2 separate regions of the Homo sapiens genome follow, and region 2 is linked to region 1. Evidence: read pairs that join two places in POLR2A ChIA-PET (ENCODE). Cell type or tissue: HepG2. All regions are shown on one strand. Links, peaks and the distances in the headings refer to the core of each region. The heading gives the core; the rest is flanking DNA. Region 1 holds the start of LOC100294145 (a long non-coding RNA gene). Region 2 holds the start of HLA-DMA (major histocompatibility complex, class II, DM alpha).

Region 1 (16,316 bases), core at 4,904-12,903:
GGGAAATGCGTTATCTGCCTCTGTTGTAGAAAGATGCCTGAGGAAAATAATCCTCAGTTGATGTCTCAGGATTTTTCCTGCCATATACCTGGAATGTGTAAAAGCACAGGAAATATCCTAGTATAACACAAACTACACACAGTTACCTTTGGGACCTAGAATGGAATGGGGAGGAGGGAGAAACAAAGGAGACCTTTTACTCCGTACCCTTCTGTATGGTTTGAACTTGTTGTTTTTTTTTTATAGACGGAGTCTTGCTCTGTAGCCCAGGCTGGAGTGCAGTGGCACAATCTTGGCTCACTGCAAGCTCCGCCTCCTGGGTTCACGCCATTCTCCTGCCTCAGCCTCCCGAGTAGCTGGGACTACAGGCGCCCGCCACCACGCAAGGCTAATTTTTTGTGTTTTTAGTAGAGACGGGGGTTTCACTGTGTTAACCAGGATGGTCTCAATCTCCTGACCTTGTGATCCGCCCGCCTTGGCCTCCCAAAGTGCTGGGATTACAGGTGTGAGCCACTGCACCCGGCCGGTTTGAACCTTTTATAACAAGAGTGAATCCAGATATTTACTATGTAATTTTCTCATTTAGTCTAATCATTTAGACTAAATGATTAGAAGAAGCAGGACTTAAAAAGAAATGAATGAATTTCCACTAGGGGGTGGTAGAGAATCATAATCCATATCATAGTCTGAAACTGAAGGGCAAAAGGAAATAGTCAAGTTCAGAATCACATGCTGCAGCCCATTTGTAATTATAAATCTTTATTAACTAGCTCAGTGTGAGATCTAATTTCTTCATAAATGCCCAATAATATATAATATGCTCTTTTGAGCAACGCTTTTCAGATTATGTTCTCATACAGCCTTTTACAGCCCTTTACAGCTTTTCTGTAAACTGGGCTGAGATGTACCACTAAATGAAATTGAATGATAGGAGTCCATTGTGGTTGGAATAGATACACACAGTGATTGATTTAGGTAGATTAGAAGGTGGATGGATGGATAGATAGATAGATAGATAGATAGATAGATAGATAGATAGATAGATATGCGCACACACATTCCTCTCCTTGAGTCCCCCTGGGTAAGCCGAGGCATGAGTACTCTGAAGGAAAAGCAACCATGAGTGAGCTGCAGCATCCTTACTTAACCTCCAAACTTAACCTTTGTTGTAATATATATAGAAAAATGAGTTCCGAATTCCCTCCTTAATCTCCAACATGCAGGCACTATGCCTCTGCCCAGTTTCTTTACCCATGCCTTTTATTATATCCCATCCCCAACTGAACCCTATCTCGACCTGGTCAATAGGTGTGAGACCCAGATATTCTTATCCGGGAGATGCTATTTCTTTTTTTCCAGAGGCCAGAGGTGGTTTTTAGTAACCACCTGTATCATTTTGCAGGGGCTTCTTAAATGCGTGGCCAGACTCACCTCACTGTGCCTAGGTGCCAATATGGCCTCTCAGCTTTATTCCCCTTGCAATCCAAAATCTGCCAGAACTGGACAGCAGTTTGATCCTTGAATTAGACCGTGGTTCATGATGCTTGCTTCTCACCCTCCCACCAGCTGTGCTTTATTTTTCTTTGATTCTAACTATTACAGAAAAGACAAGTCAGACTCCTTCATCGCTGGGCAAAGTTCCAAGTAAACTGCATTGGGAATCCTTGGCATTTTAACAATGGCTCACTGCTCCCCTTGTGACTAATGGGCAACACAGGCCTGTTTATGAGTTCAAGTCTCTGTCCCTGGATCATGTAATTTTAATTGTTCTGTTACTTCATTTCAATCCTGGTCCCCACAGCATTTTTCTCACTGTTCATTTTCAAATTTAGTGTCCAACCTATTACTGTGTGCTTTTCTTAATCCCTAGACCAAGCACTCTCTGGCTTGCTCATTTTCCCACTTGGGCACCCTGGATCCCAGCCAGAGGTGGCCCTTACCACTTGGCTCCTCCCTCAGTGCCCTTGGACCTCTTTGGCTCGTAACTGCTTCTGCTGAAGGTCATCCTTTTGGCTCCATGATCTTCATGGCTGAGGTTGCTTCATTACTTCTGGAGGGAAATCTTGCTGCTTTCTGTAAACATTTTTTTCTCATGGCATATTTATGTGGAACTGTGCCATTTCTTTTCCTACTTATTCTGAATAAATTGAGCATTCCTGGACCAGATATTAGTGGAAGACTCCTATTGGATGGGGGTGGGATGATGGGTTGGTGAGAGAAGACATGGGCAATAGTAACCTCCCAGGTTTTACAACCGAAGGACCAATCCTTTATTACTAACACGTAAACTTTATCTTAAAATACGCTGCATCCATGTTTTTTCCAACTTGGGGAATTTAATCTATTTCAGCAAGGATTCTACCACGGTGTTAGGACCCCCTGCATTCCAGAGGGAACCTTTGTTATCTGCCACCTTGGAACCTCCAAAACAAAGTCTGCTCCCCCAATATGTGGGCCTTCTTCTGCCTTCCCCAGCATCTGGGCCTCACTGTAGCTCAGGCCAACTGCCAACAGCTCCAACCTAGGCTGGCTTCTACTCTTAGAGAGAGAATATTTTCGGGCCCTTTCCGAGATCCCGCACCACTAGTTCCCTCCACGCTTTCATCTGTTGCCACAGCAACATTTTGGCTTCTTATGCCCAGTTCTGCTCTCCGTTGCTTTAAGCACAAATGACATGCAATTTGGGATGTAACCATACTTTTTGTTTCCTAGTTTCACTAAAAATGAGGTTCTTGTGTGGTTTTCTTTTTCATTCTCTTTGCTGTACTATATAGAGAAATGAATTCTGAACTGAATTCCCTCCATATTCCTAGCAAAAACATAACTCCTTTGAATTGCAATTTTGATTTCCTTTTCAACCCAAAAATTAGTGAGATGTTTTTAAGTTTCCAAGTGGAGGCTTTCTTGTTAGTACTGTTTTGGTGAGGTTTTGTTTTGTTTTATTTTAGTTTTGTTTTGTTTTTCTATGTATGTGTTTTATACCGGTGAGAGAATATAGCCCGTGTAGTTTCTAATTTCTATTTAATTTTACTTTGTGGTTTAATGCATTATGTTTGGGAAAATATGCATTCACTATTTGTTGAGTACACAATTTTATAAATATTTGATAAGATCATTATTTGCTTTAGCAAAATATCTTACATTCACATTATTTTACAATTGGATATGACAGTTTAGTTTAAAAGTATGCTAAAAGCTCTTAAATGTGTCAATTTATCTTTCCTAACAAAGCACATTTTTTTCCCTAACTTTCAAAGACTTGTTTAGGATATGAAGGCTTATAACTTATGGGTAGTTGGTGAATTGTACATTTTAGCATAATAAAGTATCCTTCTTTGACACTGAAAAATTTCTTCATCATTTATTCTACTTTGTTCAATATTAGTATTTGTAATGGTTTGAATGTGTCCCCAAAAAGCATATGTTGGAAATGTAATATTCAATGCAACAGTGTTAGTAGGTGAGGCTTAATGATGAGAGGTGTTTAGGTCATGACGACTCCATCCTCATAAATGAATTAATGCCAATTACAAAAAGGCTAAAAGCCTGTGAATTCAACCTGTTGCACTTGGGCGCTCTCTCTTTCTCTTTCTCTCTCTCAGCTCTCTTTTTATCCCTTTTGCCTTCCACCACAGTATGAGGCAGCCAGAAGATTTTTGCAAGATGCAGGCCTCTCAACCTTGGATTTCCTAGCCTCTAGGACTGTAATAAGTCAATCTCTGTTCTTTAAAAATTATCCAGTCTTGGATATTCTATTATAGCAGCACAAAATGGAGTAAGACAGTATTTCTATCCATAATTAATTTTTGTTAGCATTTGCCTGAGTTTATCATTGTCCATTGGTTTAATCACTCGGTGTCATTTTGTTTTAGGTGCTTTTTGTTTGTTTTTGTTTTTATTTTGAGACAGGGTCTCAGTCTGCCGCTCAGGCTGGAGTGCAGGGGTGCGACTACGGCTCACTGCAACCTCAACCTTCCAGGCTCAAGCGATCCTTGCACCTCAGTTTCCTCAGTAGCTGGGACTACAGGCATGCACAACCACGCCTGGCTAATTTTTTTATTTTTGTAGAGATAGGGTCTCGCTATGTTACCCAGGCTGATCTCAAACTCCTGGGCTCAAGTGATCCTCCCTCCTTGGCCTCCCAAAGTGCTGGGATTACAGGTATAAGCCATTGCCACCAGCACTTTTTGAATAGCAAATACACACACACACACACACAGACCATCTTTACTGAGCAGAAAAATTTAGATTTAATGCAATGATATAAATGGACATTACAAATGCATATATATCTGGATTACTTCTGCCATCATATTTTTATATTTACCATGTTTTTTCATTTTTTAGTCTTCTGTCTCAATAAATTTCATCAAATTGCCTTTGTTACTTCTGTCTCTATGCAAATGATTTCTTATACATCTTTTTCCTTTTTTCTTATGATCCAGTTTTTGAAATATTTTTCTACAAATAAGTAATGCATGTGATGCATATCTACAAGAATTTTAAGCATCCATTTTTTCCCACCAGTCACATGAAGGAATGGAACGTTACCCTTAACATTAAAGTTTCCTGTATTTGTCTTCCCTTAGAATCTCCCTTCCTCTCTGCAAAATGCAACTATTATTCCAAATTTGGAGTTGATCATTATCTTGCTTTTCATCATAGTAAATATTGTCTTTGTCTGACAACAAATTAACATCATAATTAATATCAAAATGTAGTTTTCTGTTGTTTTCTTCATTCAACAATATGATTTTAAGAATTATGCAAGTTTATTATTTTATCTGTATTCCACTGATCTTGATGTTGCATAGAATTCCACATTATGATTATGCCAAAATTTGTGTATCAGTTTACCTGCAAATGGACACTGGGTTGTTTCCAGCTTTTTGCAATTACAAAGAATGCTCTCATGACTTTTCCTGCACATTGCTCTTGGTGCCTTATTCAATAATTTCCCTAAGGTGCATATATATTTAAGGGTAGAGCTGCTATGCTTTAGGATATTCTCAGCTTCAACTCTACAAAATGCCAATTTTTTTCCAAGTAGATTATTTCAGTTTGAAGTCCACCATCAGAGTATGAGTTCCCCTCACCCTACATCCTCATTGATTTTTGATAATGTTAGACTTTTCAATGTTTGTCTATTTAGTGATTTTAAAATGTTATTTCAAGGACTGTTCTAATTCACAATTCTCTGATAACTATTGTGAGCTTAACTTTTGTACGTTTATTGGTCTTTTATATATCCCTTTTTGTGAACTGCCCTTTCACATCTTTTGATCATTTTCCTATGGGGCTATTCTTAGATGTTCTGGATATTGATCCTATGTAAATTATGTGTGATATAAATAAGTTTAGATTGTGGCTTTTTTTCCTTTAGAGTGTGTTTTGATTAAAGTTTCTAATTTTAATGTGGTCAAATTTATTCATCTTCTCTTAACATTTTTGTTTTTAAAATGTGTATGTGTGTCTTTTTAATAAATATTTTTCTACCTTGAAGTCATACAAATATTTCTTTCACATTTTCATTTAAAAGTTTTACAGTTTTGCCTTCAATACGTCGGTACTTAGTTCATCTGGAATTTATTATGATGTATATATATCCACTAATCCAGTGTCATAAATTCAAACTTATTGAATTATACATCCTTTACCCACTGGTCTTTAATGACCATTCTTCACATACAAGGGGTCCTGACACTCTTTCCATTCTATTCTATTGGCCCAGTTGTCTACTCCCTCTCTCACCAATAATAGCACATGGTCTTAAATCCAGTGGTGTATATAATATCTTCTCATGTAGTCAGGAAATTCCCCAACTTCCTCTTTATTTTCAATGGTATTTTGGCTCTTCTTGAACTTGTGTTCCTTCGTTTCATTTTAATATCATTGTGTCCAATTCTATAAAACATTTTGTTGAAATTTTTCTAGAAATAGCATGAAACTATAGATCACATTGGGGAAAACTGGCATTTTAATGATATTGATGCTTCCTAACCATGAATGTATCTCTCCATCTGTGCAGTACTTCTTCAACTTCTTTTAATGATTTTAATTTTCCCCACTAAGATCTTGCATGCCTTTCCTTTTTGAGAATTTATTCCTGATTACAGTGGACCCTTCAACAATGCGAGGGTTAGTAGCGCTGACCACCTGTGCAGTCAAAAATCTGCACATAATTTTTGACTCCTCCAAAACTTTACTAATAGCCTACTGTTGATCAGAAGTCTTACCAATAACATAAAGTTATTTAACATATATTTTATATTTTTATGTGTTATATACTGTACTCTTACAGTAAAGTAAGCTAGAGAAAAGAAAATGTTGGCCAGGTGCGGTGGCCCATGGCTGTAATTCCAGCAGTTTGGGAGGCTGAGGCAGAAGTGCTTGAGACAAGGAGTTGGAGACCAGCCTCAGCAACATAGCGAGACCCCATCTCTACAAAAAATTAAAAATTTAGCCAGGTAGGGTGGCGTGCACCTGTAGTCCCAGCTACTTGGGAGGCTGAGGTGGAGAATCGCTTGAGCCCAGGAGGTTGAAGCTACAGTGAGCCATGATAACACTGCACTCTAGCCTGGGCAACAGAGCAAGACCTTGTCTCAGAAAAGCAAAGAAAATGTTATTTAAAAAATCATAAAGAAGAGAAAATATATTTACTATTCATTAAGTGGAAGTGGAGCATCATAAAGGTCTTCATCCTCATGTCTTCATGGTGAATATGCTAAGAAGGAGGAAGGGGAGGAGAGGTTGGTCTCGCTGTCTCAAGGGTGGCAAAGGCAGAAGAAAATCATATATAAGTAGACCTGCACAGTTCAAGCCCATGTTGTTCAAAGGTCAACTGTACTGTAAGTTTGTTATATAAACCAGTTAATCACATTTCTACTTTTTTGTTTTTATAGAAAATGCAATAGATTTGTTTATATATTTAGCCAACCACTGTGCCAAACTCTTAATTCTTATGTTTTAGATTATTTTTCTCTGTAGACAATTGTATCATCTATGAATAATGAAAGTTTGCTTTATTTCATTCCTATCCTTCCAACTTTTTTTTTGGTCTGTTGTTAAAAGCCCCCCTATCCCATGCCTAAGTAATAAGTAATCTCAATATTACATTCCATCTCATATAATAAAATTTGACTTCCTAAAAGGGCTTGCTTCTTTTTAATTCAATGTCAATGCTGGAATTTCAGTTCTTAGCCTTGAAACCCTGGTGAAAAAATTCTCAGCAAGGTAAGAAGGAAAAAAATGTTCTCCCCTGCTCCTGAAGCTGGAGAGAACAATAAATGAAAACTGTTGTCATAAATGGTTATTTCTAACAATTTTTCAAACCCCTAGACTTCAAATATTTTGGACAGGACCTGACAAAATGACCCTTAATCTGTAAAACATCTGTACTTTTGACCACTCATCTTTCTTAATAATTCAGTTCTCTGGTGATAATGTTTGAGCTTAAAATCTCTATCTTCAGAAGGTAACGTGATTTGTGAATTTTCTGTCAAATCAGGAAAGAATCACTGGCATTGCCCTCTTCCCACACATGCATAGGATAAAATAGCTCTACTGGACTTTTTATTAATCAAAGAGCCCGAGAGACAGCTGAATGGCTGAACCAAGCAGAGAGTGGAAACTTGGGGAGGGTAATTCCTTGCTGGGCCTTAAAAGGAGTCCACAAGATAGGAAAAAAACGAAAAAGCCAAATAAGATGAACCTCTATTCAGGCCCCAATGAGAGGCTGCTTGACTCTGATCTTTCGTTAGCTGGCTCAAAATTTTGTTCTTAAAGAATTATTTTTACTCAAAATCAAGAACTGTTAGAAAACAAGAAAAATTATGGAGTTTTGTTGTTGATTTCCACCTCTCTACATATATATATGAAATACATATCTCCTCCCGATACACATGCACACACGCAAAAACATATTTAACTGAAACAACGGTTTCATGAAACTATAGTTACTCTCATTACCTGTGATGCAGGCAAGTATTTTCAATTGTATTTTATTCTATTTCATTCTACTTGGAAAAAAAGTCTTTTGGTCTCAACATAAATGGGTTCTGACCTGCAGTTTCAAGCCAATACGTTACAGTAAGAGTAAATGTAGGGTTTCTCCCAGTTTTATCTGGCAGTCCCAAAGTCAGGATCAGAGTAACCGATGGAGCATCATTTGTACGCTCCACGTCTGAGGAGGAGGTCTGGGAAAAGATCCAACGTGTAGGACTGGCGCAGAGGCTCAGGCCTGTAATCCCAGCACTTTAAGAGGTGGAGGCGGGAGGATAACTTGAGGTCAACAGTTCGAGACAAGCCTGGCAAACATGGTGAAACCCCGTCTCTACTAAAAATACAGAAATTATCCAGGCGTGGTGGTGCGCACCTGTAGATCCAGCTCCTCGGGAGGCTGAGGCACGAAAATCGCTTGAACGCGGGAGGCGGAGGTTGCAGTGAGACAAGATCACACCACTGCACTCCAGCCTGGGCGACAGAGCGAGACCCTGTCTCAAATAAAAAAAATAATAATAATAATCCAATGTGTCCCTAGTCTGGCTTTCAGGGTCTTAGATGAGGTTCGGAAGTGGACTTAGGAGCCTTAGGAGCGCAGCCAGTGCTGTGGATTCCCACATCCACGGGACCTGCGGTTTCGGGTTATTCCATTCAGGGATACATGACGTCCCTCATTTCTACCTACCAGTGGGCTGGTCAAGATTCTCATTTATCAAGTCAGTTGGAGTGGGCTTAAGTAAGTTCTCAGCCAAGGCTGTGGGGTCTGGAGGACCAGATATCCCGACCAAAAGCCCCCCCTCCCATTCCTTTCACACGCCTGCCGCAGAGGTGCACGGGTGCGAGTGGGGAACTGAGGCAAGAAGCAGATGGGGCGGCACCGAGAGAAGAGAAACTACGCTAGAGGAAAAGCTCGAGCTGTTACCCCTCCCAACTTCTTCCGCCTTCCGCCTTCCCCCTTCCCCCTCTTTCCCCTCTTGCCCCTCTCCAGCTTTTCTGGTCCAACCCTCTTCTGCGCCTAACACTGGCACCTCCTTTTCTTCCGGCTGATGAATAATTGTCCGCAAACCAGCCTCTCTGGGGCACTGAGGGGCGGGAAGGTTAGAAGGAGCCAGGGCTAGAGTCCTGGAAGGTGGCAGTCAGGTCGCAGGGCCACAGCAGTCACTCTGCGACTCTCTCTTCCGGTGTTTCTCCAGCGCCAAGCGGGAGAAGACGGAGCCTGGGAGCTGGGACTGGAGGAGCGGGAAGCGCAGTATCGGGACCACGGCTCTGGGACCAGGAAAAACGCAGACTCTCCAGAGTCAATGTCTACTTCAGCCAGCTCAAGGGCGCGACAACCTGGCGCCGAGCATCTCAGGCCGCCGCGGGGACCCCCCCTAAGGGACTCGGGAACACCTGCCTACCCTAGAAGAGGCGGAGAATAACCCCGTAGGGAGTTAAGCGGCCTCTGCCTACAGCGTTCCTCCCGCCTCCACGGCGCCGAGCCCTGATTGACGTTCAGCCAGGCCAATCATAGCCTGTGTCTGAGGCGCGCGGAGCTGGAGCGCCCAGGGCATGTCCGCCGATCCCAAGGAGGCAATCTGTCAGGCGCCGCCCGGGCGGCAGTATGCCTGAGGGGGTCCTCCGTGTTCGCGCCTCCCGCCGCCTGCACTGAAAGGTCTGTACCTGAGCCTGGATACTTGAACAGAGGCAGACACTGCGGCTCAAAACCCCAAGGGTAGGTACCTATTGTGCGGAGTCTCGGAACGCCTGCCTGGAAGAAGAGTTCCGGCGGCTCCCCGAACGCTTGGAGAAAGCGCTTGGATGCAGTTGCAGGGTGAGATTTGAGACGGTGATTGTGTTTTCCAGCAGGCGCTCAGGCGGGGTGGTGAAGGAGGGATACAGACCTCTAAAGATTCCTCTCTCGTTGGGGTGAGGTGGGGAACAGCAGTGACAGTAGTTCTCATCCCTGAGCCTCCTCCGGGCCGGCCCGTGGAGGAGAGAGAAGGGGAGGGAGAAGGGTTTGCCCAGGCCTTCAGACACTTTACTTTGTGGGAGATGTATGTGCTGAGTGTCCCTGCTCTGGAGGGATTGTTAAAGAATCCAGGTTCTTGGGGAGTGTCTCAGGAGAACACTCCAGGTGATATCCTTATTCTTCCTATTTTCACCGTGTTGGTTTTTTTTTGGATATAACTTGTTCCCTTTAACCCGAGGTGGCCTTGGTGTCTGGCAGCTGTTTTCTCTGCCAGGCACCACCCTCTGGGCCTCACGTCTTCATCCCTCAAGTCCGCTGCCTCTGAGCTGCTACTTAGATCTGGTCTGTTTCTACCTCTGCTGGACCAGAAGTTTGCATTAACGCCCCCACCCCATCCTGCAAGACCGGCGCTTCCAACCAAGGGCTCTCTCCTCTGAACCTAGAACCTGCTTGGAAATCGAGTATTTCCTCTATGCCCAGGTGGAGATTGATGTTTGGGTTTCACATCTCCCAACTCTGTTGGGTACTATGTCGTTTCTCAGCTTGGTTGTATGTGCCTCCATTGAGTGGACCGTATCTCCAGAATTTCTCCTAACCCTCCCAGTGTACTCCCCTGCAATCCTTTCTTTTTTTCTCCAAATCCCCCACCCCCCACCAGAAATGACTTTACCCCTGTGCCACTTATTTTGGCCTGGAGCACTAAGGAGCCATACTACACCCAATGCCAGAGGTGGAACAGAAATGAGGTTTGAAATGGGAACCAGAAGCTAATCTGTGGGAAATTCTTTTACTCCTCAGACGTGTAAAGATGTGTTGGAGACTCTCGTAAATATGTATTCAGTAATGCAGCATATACAGTGATCACCATGTATTCATTTTTTATGGGAATCAACAATTCAGAATGATCAAAAATCCCTGTGTGTAGAGACATGAATCTATAGGAATATCACACATAGTGAGCACAACTGTGAGTGAAATCCCATGTTTCATGCATCCCAGCAGTCCCAAAGGGAGCCTCCAAATGTGTACGGGATTCAGACTCCATGTAACCTGCATCTGTCTATGCACTAGCTATGTGAGCTGTTACCTCAGTCTTGATGAGGTTACTCAGGAAGTCTGGGATCTTGATTTTTGCCGGTCACTGATCACCTGGCTACAGGAAAGGAGACCTAAATCCAGAACTTAAATTTATGAACACCAGGTCTGTAGGCACTAGACCTCAGAAGTAGGTGAGTAGGTGGCTATTGGTTGGTCCCTTCTGGAGTGAGGCAGAGATACCTATGCCATATGCAACATAAAAGGTTGCCTGAGCCCCTCAGCCTGAGGTAGAGTAAGGAGGGAGAGGTGGAGAGGGACTTTCTTCTCAGACCAGGGAAATCAGAAGCCATCAGATGCCTTCAGTAGGGAATCCAGCACAAAGAGGATCATAAGTCATCTCCCCACTTCTCTATAGTCATCATAGACGTAATTGCTAACCTACCCTTCCTTGGTGCTCTGGTTAGTAGAGTGAAGTTGAGATAATATAAATGAAAAAACTGAGCAGAAAGGGAGTGAGGATACGGGGCCTCTTCAGTTTGCCTTATGGGCTTCCCACTCTAAATAGATGAGGTACACAACATTCTGGCAGTATCACACTAGGGCCAGAGTTGGTAGCTCACAGATGTACGATAGAGGATGGAAGGAGTATGCCTCTCAGGCAGGCAAGTTTAGCCTGGTAGACAGAGGATGTGGCTTAAAAGTCACTGCCTACAAGACCAGTGCATGCAAGTGAGTCCCTGCTGCTGCTTGGATCAGAGGAGGTGAGGCAGAAGGCTGATGAAAACCCACCAACTGATGGTCAGTCCGAGAAGCAGTCAAGATGGAGAACTGCAAAATTAACAGCTTAAGTTTTCCAGGAGTCTCAGTGCCCAATGTCAGGTCTACCAGGGATGTCCAGCCCCTCTGGTCAGAGCCCCAGGAGCCTTGTCTGAATGTGGATCCCCTCTGCTTATTCAAAGAGACCTGGGAAGCTGAGCCAGGAACCTGGATAATGACCAGAAAGTCACCCAGACACCTGAGAAATGCCTCCCTTATATCCAAGAGATCCCTGTGTGTAGAACACATGAATCTATTGGAATATCACACACAGTGAGCAGACTCTTCTTACACTTACTAAACTCTCTTCGTAGATTTACTAAATTTTTCACCAGTGACTCAATGGAGCGAAACCAGGTCCCAGACTCGATTTAAAAAAAAAAACCACACACACACACACACAAAAAGTTCTTTAGGTGAGCATGTATGCATGTGTAAATGGTACTATACAATGGTATGATTGGATAGTCAAAGGAATATCTAACCCAAGTGTACATAAGGAGTAAATTTGGAGTCAGAGGAAGTTGGTCATTGTAGGAAAGTAACTGCTGCAAGAAAGATTTCTTAGAATGTAACTGTCTAATATGAGGCATTTATGCCTCTTTTCCTCCATGTTTCTAGTTTCTGCCTTGGGTTTGGCATTTATTGTTTATCCTGCTTCAAGTATAAGACTAGTGGTTTATTCGAGGGCCCACAACTTCCACTTCTACCCTGGCGTCACACAGATCATTTTCTCTTCTCAAGTCATTGTATTTTCACTGGTAGTAAAAGAGGATAATATCTTCATCTTCAAATAAATTAGTGGGAGGGATTCAAATTATGAGGGAAAAGAAAAATTGGTTCTTCTGCTGTAGGGAAGGGTTACTGAAAATTAAAGGACAACCTACTGAGCTGAAGAGAGCTTTGGGGTTTGGTAATTTGGGGTGTGAGGTGGATCTTCAGGAATGCCATGGGCTTCAAGACTAGTGTGTCTCTCCCTTAGTATGTTCCTCCTCAGTTTGAAAGGACTTCCTGGTAAAGGACTGAAAGAAATGTCCACTCCATCATGTCTCTGCTGACACCTAGCTTCTCTTCTCCAGTTATAAGTCCATTTTCCTACTGGGGTAACACAAGAAGGAGGAAGAATAGCTCAGGGGTCTTCCCTTCACATCTCTCCTACAAGGATTGTGAAATGTCATATGCCTCCTCCCATAGACTTAGATAGACCTAAAATTGTCAACATGTGTCCAGATAGTTGCAAAAAATATATAATTTCCAACATATTCTCCATATTAACACTTTAAAATAAAACTGTTAATCACTCATATGTTCAATTCAATCTAAATATCATAATGTTTTGACACCCATTATCATTAATTTAAAAAATATACAAACAACCTCTTTCTTAATGGTTGGAAATTTTACATTGCTCTTTTTTCCCACTTTGAATTCATATTTTTATTCTACCCCCCATGTAGAATTTTTCTTTTTCTTTTTTTTTTTTTTTTTGAGTTCTCAACCCTGGTTACATCCTAATGTAATTTTTTTCTTTGTTCTTGGAAATCTTTTATTGAGCCACCTATTCTGCTTCTTTGCAACAAAATATGTTCTTACATTGAATTTTTAATTTCTTGTTGTAAGTGTAAAAGTTATATGGGCTGGGTGCAGTGGCCCACACCTGTACTCCCAGCACTTTGTGAGGCTGAAGCAGGAGGATTACTTGAGCCCAGGAGTTCAAGACCAGCCTAGGCACATAGGGAAACCTCATCTCTACAAAAAAAAAAAAAATTACTGGACATGGTGGCTCCTGCCTGTAGTCTCAGCTACTTGGGAGGCTGAGGTAGGAGGATCACTTGAGCCCAGGAGGTCGAGGCTGCAGTGAGCCATGATCGTGCCACTGCATGCACTCTACCCTGGATGACAGAGTAAGATGCTGTCTCAAAAAAAAGTTATATGGATTAAGATAGGATTACCAACTGTTAGAGATCAAAATAATGTCAGTACAGATTGGATATGCCTTATTTGAAATGCTTGGGACCAAAAGTGTGTTGGATTTCAGATTATCTTGGATTTTAAAATATTTGTATATACATAATGAGATATCTTGAGGCCGGGACCCAAGTCTAAGCATGAAGTTCACTTATGTTTCTTATATACATTATGCACATAGCCTGAAGGTAATTTTATACCATATTTAAAATAATTTTATATGTGAAATGAAGTTGTGTTAAGTACAGTACTTACATGTGGCATCATATTGGTGCTCAAAAAGTTTCAGATTTTGGAGCATTTCAGATTTTCTGATGAGGGATGCTCAATCTGTAATACACATTTTGGTAAATAAAAGTGTAAGTTTGTAATGGTAAAATTTAACTAGAAATGCATCTCTTAATGAGATGGATAGGGACTTTATTTTCCCAATTTCATGTTGACAAATGTTACTTATTGTTAATGAATCTGGGCTGTATATTATTTCAATTAAAAAATTTTAACATGAAAGAACTAAGGAATCTTGATCATATAAATGAATGAGAAAATAAAGACTTGTTGAGGCAACTTCACCCAATTTTTAAAATTTCTTCTTAGTCGTATGCAAAACTCACATAATGGGCTATTATTAAATAATATTTTTAATAATCTGTCAGCTGACAACTCAAGTATAAGGTTCTTCTTCAATTTTGTTGAAAGCAAAGAATTAGAAACCAATTGACTTGCAAAACTATTTTTATACATACATTAGGTTCTTTCACTTTGTTTTTAGAACTATACCAAAGACTTCACAAAGTCTTATAAAATAACTAATAATTATACCTGCTGCTCTTTCCCTTAGAGATACCTTGTTCATGAATCTCAAATTAGATAAAACTAGGGTTAAAGAAAAACAACCCCCCACACACAAAATTGGAGATCAAAAATCAATAGGTTCTTAAAAAATATCTCTTCATTTTTTATGTCATCTGGAAGTGCCTTTTAAAACTATGACACAGAGATGGTGCTGTATAGTTTACAGTTCATGTGTGTGTGTGTTTAATTTCATTATTGTACAAAATTGTTAATTTTATAATCATGCATTTGATAGATGTAAAACAGTGTGTCAGCCTCCAAGCGGGAGAAATTAATCCAAAATAAATGAAGCTGGATTTCTAAAGTTTAGAGCATCACATCCAAGATTGCATTTGGGAACATTCTGTTTTGTATCCATACACAAATGAATTTCTGTTTTTAAGAACACAATTTAATCTACTTAGTGGAAATCAACAGCAAAATGAAGAGAAGGTATTAGATAATTAATAAATATAGGTTTACAGAAATTCTATTACTGACTGCTATTATGTGCATTAATTACAGCAGAATCCACAAAACATTTCCATCAAATTAAATCTTACTCTAGGAGGTATATGATAAAAATAAATAAATGAACAGAGAAATAACAGCATACTATAAACTGTTACCCAAATAGAAAAATATATTTACACTATCCAGAAATCTTTGGTAAAAGTTAATGAAAATATTTCCCCTATTAGTTAGAAGAAGTTCAAGAAAACATACATTAAAATACCTTCAATATGTGTTTGTTTTACTCCAAGATGTGATGTTGATCTGTGAGAAATTAATTTTGAGCGTTTTGCCTCCACTGCCTTGAAATAATGCAAAATAAGCAACTGAGCTGGGGGCAGTGGCTCATCCCTATAATCCCAGTGCTTTGGGAGGCCAAGGAGGGAGGATCGCTGGAGCCTGGGTGACAGAATAAGACTCTCTCTCTCTCTCTGTGTATATATATATATATTTGCAACTGAAGCACAGATGGGACACAGGTAAGTGGGAGAACTCACCAAGCTCTTTGTTAGTATTTAGAGTGTTTCATAGAAAGTTAATATTTCTTAACTTTTTTTTTTTTTTTTTTTTTTTTTTACAAATTTAGAATATCCTAGCTCTGAGACAAAAATTGGGAACCTCAGCATGAGTTTGTCACCTGAATGAAATAAAAAAAATCACGTTGAAGGCTGGTGCAGTAACATGTGCCTGTAGTCCCAGCTACTCTGGAGGCTGAGTCAGGAGGATCACTTGAGACCAGAAGTTCAGGAATTCAAGACTGGCTTGAGCAACATAGCAAGACTTCATTTCAAAACAAACAGAAAAAAGCCACCACCTTCAGTATTTCTTGCCAAAGCAAAGGAGCCATTTGTTCTTTACGATGGTCAGGAAAGGAAGCATCAAGGTCATCAAATGAAAAATTTTCAGCATTTCAGCCTCTCTGCTCAGGGAAATATCTGAATCTAGAATATCACAACATGAGCCAAAACCGCCCCATTTCTCATGCCACATGTCACTCTTAACACAAGGTTACTCAACCTCGAGCATGGTTGGCATTTGGGGCTGAATAATTCTTTTTTGTAGGGGGCTGTCCTGGGCATTGTAGGATGCTCATGAGCTACCTCAGTCTCTACCACCCACTAGATGCCAGTAGCATTGACCCCTGATCTCTCTACCCAAGTTGTGACAACTAAAACCATCTCTGGATAATGGAGGA
Region 2 (15,647 bases), core at 1-8,000, 59 kb after region 1:
ATCTACACACACACCCCAGGGATGTCCCAGAGACTTCTACCCTAAGAGGAGATCCTGGGCAGGATGTGAGAAATCTGAGCATCCTCTGTTTGGATGGCCGAAGCTGCTGGCATCAAACTCTGGTCTGGAAGAATCAGTCTGGGGGAGAGACAGGGATGGAGGAAAGGCATCAGGGGATCCATCCTCCTCCTCCTTCTCCTCCTCCTCCTCCCCCACAAAGGCCTTGCTCGCCCTGCCTGCACCACACCCTGCAGAAGTTGATCTCTCCTTGTTCCCAAATCATCTCCAAGCACCCTTCCTACAGCACCCCATGATTCCTTTTTTCACTCAAAGCAATTCTTGTGACCCATAACTGTGTGTGTGTAACTGGGTCCCCAACTGGGAAGATGTGCCCCCATGGTGCTGGATACAGGCCCCCACACCCAAGGGCCTGAGGATCGCTATATGTCCCCCCATGCCACAAAATAATCCTGACACATGCACGCATGCACCACTGTATCTGGCTCCCACAGGCTCACCCGCCCCCTCCAGATGACATACCACCTGAGCAAGGCTTCCGGAAGTAGATGATGAGAACAATGCCCACGATGATGCCCAGCACACCCAGGCCAAAGGCCACGCCACACAGCACATTCTCCAGCAGATCTGAGGGCAGTGCGTTCCGGGGTACTGGAGGAAATGAGTGGCTCAGCCTGGGGACCTAGTTAGGGAGCCTCCCACCCAGGGAAATGACGTGGGTGTCTGGGATGACATGGGAGACTGGGATGGGCTTAGGGTAGGAATGGACTAAACAAGGTACCAGTGGAGAAAGAAGCCTCCTCCCATGGATCTATCCCTTTTTGCCCCCAAAAGGACCAGAATTCCAGGGAGAAAGCCTCACCCCAATAGGCAATTGCTGTGTAGCGGTCAATTTCGTGAGTCACAATGCAGGAGAAAATGTCAGAAGGTTCTGGTGTGAAGTTTAAGTAAGAAAAGGCCTGGAAGCTGAGTCCATCGACAGCTGAGACAAAAGTAGGCCCAAATCCTTCCACAGGGACGGAATGATGCTGCCAGTTCACTGTCAGCATGGGTGGGAAGAGATTACTGACAAAACAGACCAAAGTGTTGGGCTTGCCAAACTCCAGGGGCTTCAGCGTGAACACTTCAGCGATAGGAAACCCTGGTGGGGGGATTGAAGTGTAGGGGGAAAAAGAGACTAGTTTAGATGGTATCTCTGTGTTTGGAGGGGCCATGGCATATGGAGGGGAGGGCAGAGAAGAACACAGTGGGTCAGGCTTTGGGAGACAGAGATGAGCGAGGAGCTGGGCTCTGAAGGGAGGTCTTCTTCCAGGCAAGGACTGCAGCTAGACATAGAAGCAGAGCCAGATCCAGGCTACTCTGGACCCCTCCACCATGACTTCCTTCAGCACTTCCTGTCTAGAGCTCACATTGATGTCTAACCATGCACTGTCTTCTCACTAAGACATAGTCACGTCATCAGATATTTCCACTCTTCCCATCCATCTTGCTGGGCATAGTAGCACAAGTGTTAATATTCAGTAGGTATCAGTTGGTACCTGTTGAATTCATCACATTCAATACATAGTTCTGAATGCCTACTACATGCTAGGTACTTCGGCCCACCAAAAGAACACAGGGTGCAGACCAAGGCTGGTGGAAAAATTAAGGTGATGAAGAGAACCAGAAAGTATTTGAGATGGGGAGCTGGTATCAAGGGGAATTATTCAGTGTACAGATCAATGAGGTTAATGCAGCCCTCCTCCCTTCACTCCCCAGAAAACTCCTGACCTCTGGACACCGGGATTTTCCCATCAAGTTTTGGCCCTATTTGCTGGATCATCCACTCGCAGAACTCTTTGTCAAATAAAATGGCAGGAGCATCTCCCTGTTCCTGAGCCCAGTCAGCAAATTCGGGCAGGCGAGGCACCCGAGTGTTCTGGGAAAAGTCGAAGAAGAAAAGCTGGTCCTCGTCGTAGGCCTCAGAGAGTCCCACACTGGGACTCCCATCCTGGCAGTACACTGTGTGCAGGAATGTGTGGTTTTGCAGGTCATCTGGCCACATTGGAGTAGGAGCTGCAAAGGACACAGGGTGAGGTTCAGGGAGGTGGGAGCCTTCTCCTCCAACTTAAAAAACAGCAAGGTGGGGCTAGGCGCAGTGGCTCATGCCTGTAATCCCAGCACTTTGGGAGGCCAAGGTGGGTGGATCATGAGGTCAGGAGTTTGAGACCAGCCTGGCCAGCATGGTGAAACTCCGTCTCTACTAAAAATACAAAAAAGTAGCTGGGCATGTTGGCATGCGCCTGTAGCTACTCGGGAGGCTGAGGGAGGAGAATTGCTTGAACCAGGGAGGCAGAGGTTGCCGGGAGCTAAGATTAAGCCACTGCACTCCAGCCTGGGTGACAGAGTGAGACTCTGTCTCAAAACAAAACAACAAAAACAAGCAAGGCCTGCTTAAGGAGCGTGGGCTGAGGTGAGACCCTTTCCTGTGTCTGTTATTTAGACTCCCCCTCCCAAAGGGGGTGAAGAACAAATTATGGCATCTCTCCAAGCTTCCCCTGCCTATAAAAAGGCCAGTTGGCAAAAGTAAAGAGTTCTACTTTCTAAAGTGACAGATTCAGGCCAGGCATGGTGGCTCATGCCTGTAATCCCAGCACTTTGGGAGGCTGAGGCAGGCAGATTGCTTGAGCCCAGGAGTTCAAGACCAACCTGGGCAACACAGCGAGACCCTGTCTCTACAAAAAATACAAAAACTTAGCCAGGTGTGGTGGCAAACACCTGTGGTCTCAGCTACTCTGGAGGCTGAGGCAGGAGGATTGCTTGTGCCTAGGAAGTTGGGGCTGCAGTGAGCCATGATTGTGCCACTGGACTCCAGCCCAGGTGACAGAATGAGCCCGTCTCAAAAAATATATATATAAAGGCCGGGCGCGGTGGCTCAAGCTTGTAATCCCAGCACTTTGGGAGGCCAAGGCGGGTGGATCACCTGAGGTCAGGAGTTTGAGACCAGCCTGGCAAACATGATGAAACCCCATCTCTACTAAAAATACAAAAATCAGCTGGGTGTGGTGGCATGCGCCTGTAATCCCAGCTACTTGGGAGGCTGAGGCAGGAGAGTCTCTTGAACCCCAGAGGCAGGGGTTGCAGGGAGCCGAGATCACGTCACTGCACTCTACCCTGGGTGACAGAGCGAGATGCCGTGTCAAAAAAAATAAATTAAATCAAATAAAAAATTTAAAAATGTATATATATAAAATAAAGTGACAGATTCAGAGTCACTGTTCATTGTGTGTTTGGGGGCTGCACAAAGACACCTAGCCAAAGAAGCAAGTGAAAGCCTGCATTCTGCTCACCATGCCATACATCCTGGCATAGGGCTGTATCCTCCCAAAGGGGATTCCTTTGTCTAATTCATACCAGGCCACTGTATTGACTAGAGAAGGCCATGGATGGGTTTCTCACTCTTAGAAGGGAAAGAGGAGGAATGGCTACAGCCTCCCCAAGCCATAGATGGGACTGCCTCCCACTATCCCCAGACACAAATGGTAAATTGGAAAACCTGTATCCAGACATTTCTTCAGCCACTTCATTGGCACCAAGCGTCTCTCAAAATGTCTTCTGTTCCTTAACCTACCAGGCCTCCCAAAGACAGCAATGGGAGAAGTGACCCCATAACTGCATAAAATAATCCCTCTTCTTTGAAGCTCTTGGCAGGAATCGCTCAGCCAGCAGGAAACCTTTAACCCAATACCCAGAAAAACAGACATTTGGAGGAAGAGGGATCTTCCAGATTATTCTTCCATTCTGCCCCATCCTCTACAGAGAAGGAAACTAAGACACTTTTCAAGAATCACAAGATAAGTTAATGATAGAAAGCAGAGTAGAATCTTGAGTGGAGGAGTGAAAATAACATTCACTTTGTTCAAATCCCAGCTCTACCACTTTCCAATGGTGTGAACTTGCACAAATAACTCTGAGTCTCATTTTCTTCATTTGTAAAATGGAGAGAACAATCTCCGCTTCAAGAGATTGTCTTAAATGGAACATGCAAAGCATCACTGATATCGTTTACCAACCACACATAGCAGCTGTCTTTCCCCACTCCCCTGTTGTTTCCACTGCCTCATAAGACTTCCCACCACTCACAAAGCACAGCGCTTTTCCTCACAAAGCTGAGTGGGCTCCCTAGGTTCAGGATGGAAGTAAATAGGAGTACCATCTTACCTTCAGGGACGGCCCAGGAGTGGGGTAGCAGCCACAGAAGTGGTAACATCTGTAGCAGCGCAGCTCCTTGGTTCTGTTCATGACCCATACCTTCTTGCCACACAGTAGGTAGGAGCTACCAACCCAGCCAACCCAGCTTCCCCAACTCCCTCCCCGAGAGGGTGGCCTTAGATCATGTTTTGCCAGATCATTTCCAATAGGTGCCCTTGTCATTTTGTCTAAACCAATCAGAGAAGCGTAGGGTTTAACATCATCAGTCACTGGGGAGACGCCTGGGGCCAGTAACCTCCTGAAGACTTGGCTGTTTGACCAGGGCAGAGTATGGCATGTAACTGGGCTGGGAAGCCCAGTGGAGGAATGTTGCTTCCTGGTGGAGTTCCCTCTTTGGTTTCAAGCTGTCAGCCTCAGTCTGTAAGCGACCAGCTGGCTCTTCAGAGCAGTGCCACCTCCTGGCAGAATGCTGCAATGGGGAACCGCATCTTCCCCAAGTAAACCCCCAGGGCTCTTCGGACCCTGCCTTCTCCTCCCTCCTGGCTCTTCCTCTTTCTCAAAAAAACTTATTCTCCTTCAGGCATTAGCTCTAATTCATTTGGCAGACATATATTGAAAATACAAGAAATTCTGGGTGTTGGGCCCAGGGCTAGAAATACAAAGATGAATAGGCATAGTCTGCCTTCAAAGAGCTTAGAGTCTAGTGCTGGGGGAGGGGGCCAAGGGATAATTACACAACAATGTAATGTATTCAAATAAGAATGTGCCAAGTGTTTTGGAAGTCGCAGTAATTTTATGAGGATGCGGAATAGGAGGAACATAATCAGGCAGGCTCCTAAGACTTGAAGGAAAAACAATTTGGCCAGCAGAACATGAAGGAAGAGAAAAACACGCCAGGGCAAAGGGTAGGCAGAAGTACAAAGATCACAGGCATCCAGAGGTCCTCTTTGGAGACCCTGTGTACTAGTTGATATGAATGTTGTGAAGGTCGCTTGGGTGTTCCTGTATAATAGGAGGTAATGGGGGGTAGAAGGATGTTGTGATAAGCTACAAATTCTGGCAAGGGCCAGATCACGTGGGCCCTGCTACGCCACAAGGAGGAGCTTGCTTTTACTTAGCAGATGATAGAGATATTAAAACTGGGGAATGACAATCATTTTAGCATTTTGGAAAAAATGTTCTGATTGATATTTCAAACAATGAACTGGAGCTTTTAAAGAATTGAGGCAAAACTGCTGGGCAAGAGTCTATAGCATACCAAGATGAACAGTTGCACATATACACACCACTCCTGTAGCAATACAGCAATAATTTAAATGACAGATAATAAGAGCCTGAATTAAGTCATAATAAGAGGAGGCGGAGGAGATAGAATATCAAGATAATTAGGAAGTAGAATCTAAAGGGTTTGGCTACTGATTAGCTGTGGGAGTGGGAAGGTGGAGGAGTCAAAGATATCTCAGATTTCCAGCATGGGTGGCTGGGTGGGTGGTCAGGGATGGACTGAATTGAAGCAGAAAAGAATGCCATGGGAGCAGGTTTACAGAGAGAAAGAGCTTGATTTTGTACATGTTGAATTTGAAATGCCAGTGGAACAGCCAGCTGAAACTGCATGGGAGCGCAGTGAGGCGTGTGGGTATGGACCCCAGGTATGGTCTGAAGACCCTGATTTGAGAGTCATCAGCACAAATGTCGAAGCAGAGGCCATGAATAAGATCACCCAAGTAAACTGTGCAGAAGGAGTGGGAAGTGAAACAAGGACAAAAGCATGCATGGGCTCAAACCCCAAACCTCATACCAGTTATCCAGGATCCAGTCAGGAGCATTTAACTACTTTATGTGCTTCAGACTGAAAGAATTTAATATAGAGAATTGGTTACAAAGGTGTTAAAAGGGCAAGAAGTACAAAAAAAAAAAAAAAAGGAGAGTCCTAGAAATGTACATTTTAAAAAAAGATTGCTATCTGGAAATCAGAAGCTGCCATCATCCCTGAGCTGGAATCTGTAAATCTACTCATTGCCTTGTGAGAGACACTGTCATAGTCAGTTCCAATCTACTAGAAAGGTGCCACCTCCTTCAAGGCTAGAATCCTTGAGAAGGTACTTCTGCTCAGGAGGCTGGAGTCCTGAGTCTCCCATTCTTCCTGCTGCTACAGCTACAGCCAATAGCTACCAGCTATTGCCAGCCACCGACACTGTTTAGAGGCTGAAGCAGGATGCTTCTCAGTTTCTCTTGCCTTCTGATCTCCCATCAGTGCCTCCTACTGGCAGAATCAAAAAGGAAGCCAGATGTCCAGGAAGGCTGGGAAATACACACCTGGCTGACTCCTAAGCTAAGCAGTTCAAAACACAGTAGAGGAGGGTGTGTGTGTCACTGAGACAAAGATAATAACGAGTACACTGAAATACCCTGGTTTGTAAGAATCTGGTGGCACGAGGACCATCCAGAGCACTAAGAAAAGACCAAGGTAGAAGCAGATCAGAGAAATAAAAAAGAGGTGTGCCATGAAGGAGGGCAAGGTCAGCATTTTTAAATGCTACTCAAAAGTCAAGAAAGGATTGAAAAGTGTCCTTAGATTTGGTGATTATGAGATGGCTGACAAATTTATTGAGAGCAGTTTCAGTGTTGTAGTGGGAGTCAACTCCAGATTGTGGTGGGCTGAGAAGTAAGTGGGAGGTGAGGAAGAAACTGTCAGTGTACATGCTTCAAGTTTGTTAGACAAAAGAAAGAGAAAGACAGAAGGGGTGGGGGAAGAGGCAGTGAGAAAGCTCTAATGTGGCAATCAAGTAATCTGAGAAATTAATATATGTGAATATTGTCCAACAGTGTTTCTGAGGCTTTCAAAATTCATACCTTCCACCTTTTTTTTTTTTTTTTTTAAGACAAAGTTTCCCCTGTTGCCCAGACTGGAGTGCAGTGGCTACTTACAGGTGCAATCATAACTCACTCCAGTCTTGAACCCCCGAGTTCAAGCGATCCTCCCGCCTCAGTAGCTGGGGACTATAGGCACATGCCACTGTGCCTGGCTTCATATCCTCTTTTGATAAACAAGTAATAGCAGCAGTAATAGCCAAAAACAAAAACAACTCTATGACCTCCTAGATATTCTGGAACAGCAATGTGTATATATGTGTGTGTGTCTGTGTGGTGGAGGCAGGGTGCCAGGGAAGGACTAGGGTTTGGAAATCATGGTAACCCTCCAGAAAACAAAAGAACATTTCCCAGTATCCCAACATTTATGCACTAACCCATCAGCGGTTCTGGCAGTGGGGAGATTCAGGCCCCTGGACAGTAGAAAAGAAGTTTATGAGACTACCAGTGGGGAGACATATGGGACACAGCCACCTAGAGTCCTAAACCAGGGGTTAGCAAACTTTTTCTGTAAAGGGCCAGATGGCAAATATTTTAGACATTGTGGGCTATCAGATCTCTGTCATGAGTACTCAACTGTGGCACGAAAGCCTCCATGCACAATATGTAAATGAAGGAGAGTGGCTGTGTTCCTAGTTTCCTCCTAGCTTTTCCTCCCACTTCTTGAGCATCTCCTTCTCAGTCTCCTTCATAGACTCCTTCCTTTCAGCTACTCTTTAAATACTGGTGTTCCCTGGAGTTTTTGTCCTCAACCCTCTTTTTATTTATGGACACTAAAATTCAAATTTCATGTAATTTTCATGTGTCACGAAATATTCTTCATTTGCTTTTTTTTTCCCTAACCATTTAAAAATGTGAAGACCATTCTTAGCTTTTAGGCCATTTAAAAACAGGTGGTAGGCAAGATTGTGCTCACAGCCCATAGTGTGCTGAATGATGCTCTACACGTGGTCAGAATTGGTACGAAAGCCCCAAATTAAACCCACCCTTCAAAGAAGAACCTCAGTCCCCTTATTATTGGATTGGCAATCAGTTAACAAACACTTTGTGCCAGTTACACCAGTCTATTTGGAAGGAGATCTGGGGAAGAACAGGAGAAACTAGACTGGGTGGAAGGGCATAGGAATAGGTACAGCAGACACTGCAATTTCTCTGGGTGAGAGGAACAAGGCAGAGGGGTCCAAGTTCTCCATAGGGAGCACAGTGTAGACAAGACCAAGGTGAGGACAAACATAACCATCCCTCACCAAGACTGTGGTGAGGGGTGGTTAACTCCATTCTCCCCTTCTATAATCTCAGTTTAAATGGTAACAAGTTCAAACACTTATAACTACTCTTCCCTCCATGTAATCCTTCCCCACCAGGACCTCCCAACTACCTCCATCATAAGTATCTCAGGAATAGTCTCTCATCAGTTTGGAAAGTAATAATTGTGGGCAAGAGATGAGCAAGGCAGCCAGTTCTGCTTTGCAGTAGTTCACTGTCTACTTTGTCATTAGCTATGAATGCCTCTGAAAATAATGGCACAGCACCGGTAAATCCAGGAGGCTCTGGCTTTCTAACACTCAGCTCTGCCATCCCTTTCTAGCATTTAAAAATGGACTCTATTTGGCCAGGCGCAGTGATTCACGCCTGTAATCCCAGCACTTTGGGAGGCCGAGGGGGGTGGATCACGAGGTCAGGAGATCAAGGCCATCCTGGTTAATGGTGAATCTCTACTAAAAATACAAAAAAAAAAAAAATTAGCCAGGCGTGATGGCGGGTGCCTGTAATCCAAGCTACTCAGGAGGCTGAGGCAGGAGAATCACTTGAATTCGGGAGGTGGAGGTTGCAGTGAGCTGAGATCGTGCCATTGCACTCCAGCCTGGGTGACAGAGCAAGACTCCATCTCAAAAAATAAATAAATAAATATATAAAAAGGACTCTATTTTTTTTCCCCTAGCAGAGTCAGATTTCTTGGAAAAGTCATGGGCAACTGTGGCCCCGCTCCCATTCTTGCCATTTAATCTTTTAACTCTCAACAATGCAATTGTTCACCAATACTTTTGTGTTGCCAAATCAAATGAACTAGTCTCTGCAACATCTGACACTGTTGGCCATACCCCATCTCCTAAATTGGTCAAATTTCTGGCATCCCTGATGGCACTCTCTCCTAGTTTTCCCTCCTACTTTTCTGGCGTCCCCTTTTCAGTCCCTTTGGGACTCCTTTCTTTCAGCAACCCTTTAAGTATTGGTGTTCCCTGGAGTTTTGTCCTCAACCTTTACTCTTCTTAGACTATACACTTGCCCTGGATGGTCCTCTCATTTACTCCCACATGCCTTCTGTTACCACCCATTTGCTAATGTCTTCCAAGCTTACCTCTTCAGCTCAGATCTTGCTCTGAGTTCCACACTACCCATATCTGAACCACTTCTGGTCAAATCCACTTGGATGCTATGCAATAGCAGTTTTTTGTTTTTGTTTTTTTTTTAAATATGGAACGCTTCATGAATTTGCATGTTCTTAAACTGTATTCTTCACAATAGCGTTCCTCAAGAAATAAAAAAAGTAAGTTTGATGATAGCAATCATTTATTTTTGAATTTATTTCCACATAGACATAATGCAACATCAAACACATTTATATAATATTTTTTATTATGTAACAATTTATTATATTTAATAAGTCTATTTATTGCAAGCAATAGAAACCAATTCTGGCTAACTTACATTTTAAAAATGAGGATTTATTGGAAAGATACTGATCTAACTCATGAAATGAAAGTAATAGTTGAATAAGCTAGCCTCAGGTAGAATAGCCACAGGGACCTTAGAAGCAGGGGTTGAGTTGCCATTAATATGCTCACCTGCAAAGGCCTCCTGCCTCTTTATCTTTCAAGTTTTGCTTTGCTGGGAGAGCCTCTCTCACTGGCTCAGCTTGTATTAGGTGTGTACCACTGGATTCATTGGTTGTGGCCAGGTACAGTATTACCTCTATGGATTAGAGCTATTCCTAGAGAAGGGAGAATCATATGAAAAGTAACCACCTCAATACAGCTATTTTCAACATATGGCATCTCAGACAATTGTATGAGATCATCTGAGGCATAAACATAAGGTTAAATCTGTGTATTAATGCTCAAACAGCATTTCCTAACTACTCAGGTGACATATGTCATCTGCTTGATGATCTCTGGTCGGTCACTTGTCTTATCACATATTCAAATTACATTTATCATGTGATTCAATATTGATTTATTAATTTAAAATTATATATTCCACGAATTTCCTTTGAATCTCTGACTAAAAAGGTTTTTTTAATTTTACTTTGAAAAGCTCCAAGCACACACAGAAGAGAAGAATCTAATAAACTCCAATGTACTCTCATGAATGTCAACAATTTTCAACATTTAACATTCTTCCATTCTTGTTTCATCTATTGTTCTGCATTTTTTGGAGTATTTTAAACAAATTCTGTCATTACATTTCACCAGTAAATACTTTTAGGCATATCTATAATAGATAATAACCTTTCCCTTAACATAACTATAATGCCATCACCACAACCAACAAAATTAAAAATTACTTAACTTCATTTGACCCAATCTGTTCATTTCTCCTAGTTATCTCAAAAATGTGTAAGAGAATGAAGTTTTAAATGAAAAGCAGTGTCTTATAATTTTCAAACCGTGCCATTAGTTTAAAAAAATTGGTGAGTTTTCTATTTTATGTTTCATAAGCTATTGATGGTTCAATAATGAATTCTAATTAGGTATTCCATAGGCAAATAAAGTTAGCAATTGTTACTCTGAATGTATCTCCATCTCAAGATTACAAGAGTACACTCATCACTTTCCCTTCCCAATATATTCCAACTCCTCTCTTATATTTAAGACTTCAGTGAATAACAAGATGTCCACCCGAGCTACAAATGTGGGTCATCGTTGATGACCCCATCTTCCTCAAACCTTCCCATTCAATTGTCCTAACAATTCTACCTTTCTAATAGCTCTTGAATCTTCCTTTCTTTTCCTTCCATTCCTACTGGTCCAGGCCTTCAATGGTTGGTTTTCACTGATTATTGCAACTTTCTTTATAATTGGTCTCTCTCTCTCCAATCTTATTATTTTCCACAGTGCTGCCAGAAGGATATTTTTATTATGCTTAGTTGATCATATTATACTTCTGCATGAAAACCTTCCATGATTGTTAATGATCTACTTTCCTTGTCATGACCCATAATGACCTGAAGTCTACTTACCTACTTCTATATGTCTTTTCAGGTGAAATCTCACTCCTCTCAGGAAGCCTTCCTTGAACCCAGAGTTGAGATTAATAGCCTCTTCAGTACGTTTCCAAAGCACCCTGTGTTGGCCATTATCACTGTTTTAATTGTATTATTATCTTCCATTTATATGTCTGTTTCATAGTCACCTCATCTCTACTGCAAGGTCCTTAGGGGAGGGTGTACTATATATATATATATCTCCACCAAGAGGCCCACTAAGTGACCTTTCACTCGATGAACAAATGGGCTACCAGTCTCTGAAGGTGCTGAACTGAGAATGGAAGAGCCTTCAGGTATTAGATGATGATGGATTGTCCCTTCTAACAGATGTTTCAAAGGTAAATCTTATCAGGTTTATCTATAAGCCATTCTTTTTTTTTTTTTTTTGAGATGGAGTTTCACTCTGTTGCCAAGGCTGGAGTGCAGTGGTACGGTGTCCGCTCACTGCAACCTCCGCCTCCCAGGTTCAAGTGATTCTCCTGCCTCAGCCTCTGGAGTATCTGGGACTACGGGCACGTGCCACCATACCCGGCTAATTTTTTTTTTTTTTTTGTATTTTTAGTAGAGATGGGGTTTCACTGTGTTAGCCAGGATAATCTTGATCTCCTGACCTCGTGATCCACCTGGCTCGGCCTCCCTAAGTGCTTTGATTACAGGCATGAGCAACCACACCCAGTCTCTATGAGCCATTTTACACCTCCACAGCCTTCCCTATATACTCTACTACCCTTCCAATTCCATTCTAGGCCCTTCCCAAGCTCCTTGCCAACTACCATTTTCTTCCTACTCCCTGCCACCTCCTGTTTCAGAGAGCAAACCTAGCCATCCAGCTCCCACATTTACTCTTATTTCTACCTCAGTACATTTCTCCATACCCATATTCATCCTCCCTTTTAGTGACATTACTATGATGCAGCAATCCTTACAACTACTCTACAAGGTTATAATTTATTATCCCCATTATATAAACAAGAAAACTGGGACTCAGAAAGGTTCATTTATTTAGCAAATATTTATTGGCCACCTTCTGTGTCTAGCAGTATGCTCTGTATCAGATACCTGCCATCATCACACTTAAAGTCTAATGAAAATAAAGAGACATTAAACAAGAAAACATACAAATTTATAAACTAAAAGGTCCACACACACACACACACAAAATCTCTTAGAATTGATAAATTCAGTACAGTTGCAGGATACAAAATTATCATATAAAAATTAATGGTGCTTCTGGATACAAACAGTAAACTAGTGGGAAAAGAAATCAAAGAAAGTAATCCCATTTACAATAGCTACAACCCCTCCCCCCACCAAAAAAACAAAATAGAATACCTAGAATAAACCAAGGAGGTGAAAGATCTCTACAAGGAAAACTATGAGACACTGAGGAAAAAAACTGAAGAGGTCACAAAAAAATAGAAAGACATCCTATGTCTTCGGAAGAATTCGTATCGTGAAAATGACTGTACTACCAAAAGCAATCTACAGATTTGTTGCAATTCCTATCAAAATACAAAGATATTCCTTGCAGAAACAGAAAAAACAAACCTAAAATTAATATGGAACCACAGAAAACACAAATAGTCAAGGTAATTCTGAACAAAAAGAACAAAGCTGTAGACATCATACCACCCAACTTCAAAATATACTACAAAGCTACAGTAACTAAAAGAGCACGGTACTGGCATAAAAACAGATACACAGACCAATAGAACCGAATAAAGGACCCAGAAATAATAGATCCACATCTTAACAGCCAACTGATTTTCAACAAAGGTACCAAGATATTCAATGGGAAAAGGACACACTCTTCATTAAATGGTGCTGGGAACACTGAATAACAATATGCAGAAAAATACAACTACACCCCCATCTCTCATCAAATACAAAAATTAAATCAAAATGGATTAAAAACTTAAATGTAAGACCTGAAACTATAAAAGTTACTGTAAGAAAATACTGGGGAAATGCTCAAGACTTTGAGCAAACATTTTTTGGTTTAAGACTTCAAAAGGAGAGGCAATGAAAGCAAAAATACACAAATGGGATTACATCAAGCTAAAAGGCTTCTGCCACAGCAAAGGAAACAATCAACAGAGTGAAGAGACAACCTTCAGAATGGGAAAAAATATGTGCAAACTATCCATCTGATAAGGGTTTAATAACCAGAATATATAAGGAACTCAAACTCAACAGCAAAAATCCTCCAAATAATCCCATTTGAAAATGGGCAAATGATCTGAATAGACATTTCTCAAAAGACATACAAATGGCCAACAGGCATATGAAAAAATTCTCAACGTTACTAACCATCAGGGATATGCAAATCAAAACCACAATGAGATATCATCTGAATCTAATTAAAATGGCTATTATCAAAAAGACACAGATAAGAGATACTGGTGAGGATGCAAAGAAAGGGGAATGCTCATATACTGATGGTAGAAATGTAAATTAACATAGCCACTATGGAAAACAGCATAAAGGTTCCTCAAACAACTAAAAATAGATCTACTAGATGATTCAGCAATCCCACTGCTGGGTATATATCCAAAAGAAAGGAAATCAGTGTATCAAAGAGATGTGTACATGCCCATGTTTATTTCAGCACTACCCACAGTAGCCAAGACATGGAATCAATCTAAGTGTCTATCAAGTGACTGGATAAAGAAAATGTGGTGTATATATATACAATGGATACTAGTCAGCCATAAAAAAGAATGAAATCCTGTCATTTCCAGCAACATGGATGGAACTGGAAGTCATTATGTTAATGAAATAAGTCAGACACAGAAAAAAAAATATCACGTTCTCATAAGTGGGAGCTAAAAAAGTTGATCTTATGGAGGTAGAGGGTAGAATGATGGTTACCAGAGACTGGGAAAGGGAGGGGGTGGAGGGGGGATGAAGAGAGATTCATTAATGGTTACAAAAATATAGTTAAATTGAAGGAATAAATTCTATAGTGTTTGATAGCACAGCTGGGTGACTACAGTTAACATTAATTTACTGTATATTCCAAAATAGCTAGTAGATTTGAAGTGCTCCCAACAGAAGGAAATAATAAATGTTTGAGGTGATGGATATCCTAATTATCCTGATTTGATCATTACACATCGTATGCATGTATCAAAATATCATATGTACCCCATAAATATGTACAATTATTATGTATCAATAAAAAATAAAAAAAAACAATTCAGAAGTCCATAAACTTGGATGGAATAAAAAAAAGTCAACTTTATTTTCAAAAAACTCTCACTGAAATCTAATTTTATGAATGTAGAAAATAAATCTTTGTAGTACCAGCCAGCAGCTGTAACACTGTCATCAATAGAAAACACCATCAATTAATATTTTCATATCACATTATAGTTGTTACAGACATCTTAAAATATCACTTACAATTATGGGAGCTGTTAAACTTGCCAAAAAATCATGCTTTTTAATGTATTAGTAAAGAAACACTGTATTGTATTAATACAGAAACACATACTACTAGATCATCACACGTTTCTTTGAATATAGTAGTGTCCCCCACACAGCACCAAATGTGATTATACAGTTTATTCCTATCCATAGATATACCTATGATAAAGTTTAATTTATAAATTTGCACAGGAAGAGATTAACAACAAAATAGGACAATTATATTGTAATAAAAGTTATGTGAATATGGTCTTTCTGTCTCATACACAAAGTATCTTATTGTACTTATTTTCAGACCAGGTTGACCTTGGGTAACTGAAATCACAGAAATTGAAACTGCAGTTAAGGGGGGACCACTGTATTTTGATAACTATAGTTTATATTTTATTTTATGCATTTACAAATATTATCAGACAAGATCCAAAGGCTTCACCAAACTGCCAAAAAAGCTAATGGCACATAAAAAGCTTAAGGAGTCCTGATTTAATCAGTCATTCAATGAACATGACATCCTTCCTGGAACCATCTCCTGTTCTAGCTTCCTCACATTATGTTGCTCTGCTTCTCCTTGAGATCTTCCATTGGTTCCACTTCCTATTCTTGCTTCCTGTATGAAGATGTAACCCAAAGCTCAATCCTTCACCCTAAATTGTTTTTATACCCCCTCTTTTACAAACCTCAGCTACCTTCGTGGCTGATTCAAACATCACCTCAAAGGTGACTCTCAAATCTGCTTTTCCTAATCTTTTTTCTCTAACTTCAATCTTGGATCTTAAACTCCCTGCTGTGCCTAGTAAACAGAATAATATGCCACCCAGAGTCAGCTGGGTTCAAATCCCAGTTCTGCTACTTACTAAAGGTGTGACCTTAG

The links. ChIA-PET counts read pairs that join two places held together with the same protein. Peaks named below come from ENCODE experiments on the same cell type or tissue, not always from the same donor. Only the 100,000 strongest peaks of a DNase experiment are listed, where the experiment ranks them.
Region 2: POLR2A ChIA-PET joins it to region 1 with 12 read pairs; 26 of 35 experiments call an interaction of 5 or more read pairs at or near these places.

What each region holds. Positions count from the first base shown.
Region 1 is chr6:32,885,213-32,901,528 of GRCh38, forward strand. LOC100294145 (a long non-coding RNA gene) reads left to right here and starts at 8,964. Exons shown (of 2, transcript NR_037178.1): 1 at 8,964-9,715; 2 at 15,708-16,316. It also overlaps the pseudogene HLA-Z. In HepG2, for the core only: no CTCF peak of the experiment used is centred there; a DNase peak (open chromatin) is centred at 9,489; H3K4me3 peaks cover 1,980 bases.
Region 2 is chr6:32,948,731-32,964,377 of GRCh38, forward strand. HLA-DMA (major histocompatibility complex, class II, DM alpha) reads right to left here and starts at 4,367. Exons shown (of 5, transcript NM_006120.4): 1 at 4,219-4,367; 2 at 1,789-2,073; 3 at 881-1,159; 4 at 541-669; 5 at 1-138. The coding sequence starts at 4,306. The coding sequence ends at 134. LOC124901302 (a long non-coding RNA gene) reads right to left here. Exons shown (of 3, transcript NR_190904.1): 3 at 14,563-15,383. In HepG2, for the core only: CTCF peaks have their summits at 4,669 (motif pointing left) and 6,486 (motif pointing left); DNase peaks (open chromatin) are centred at 4,531 and 6,471; H3K27me3 peaks cover 1,343 bases.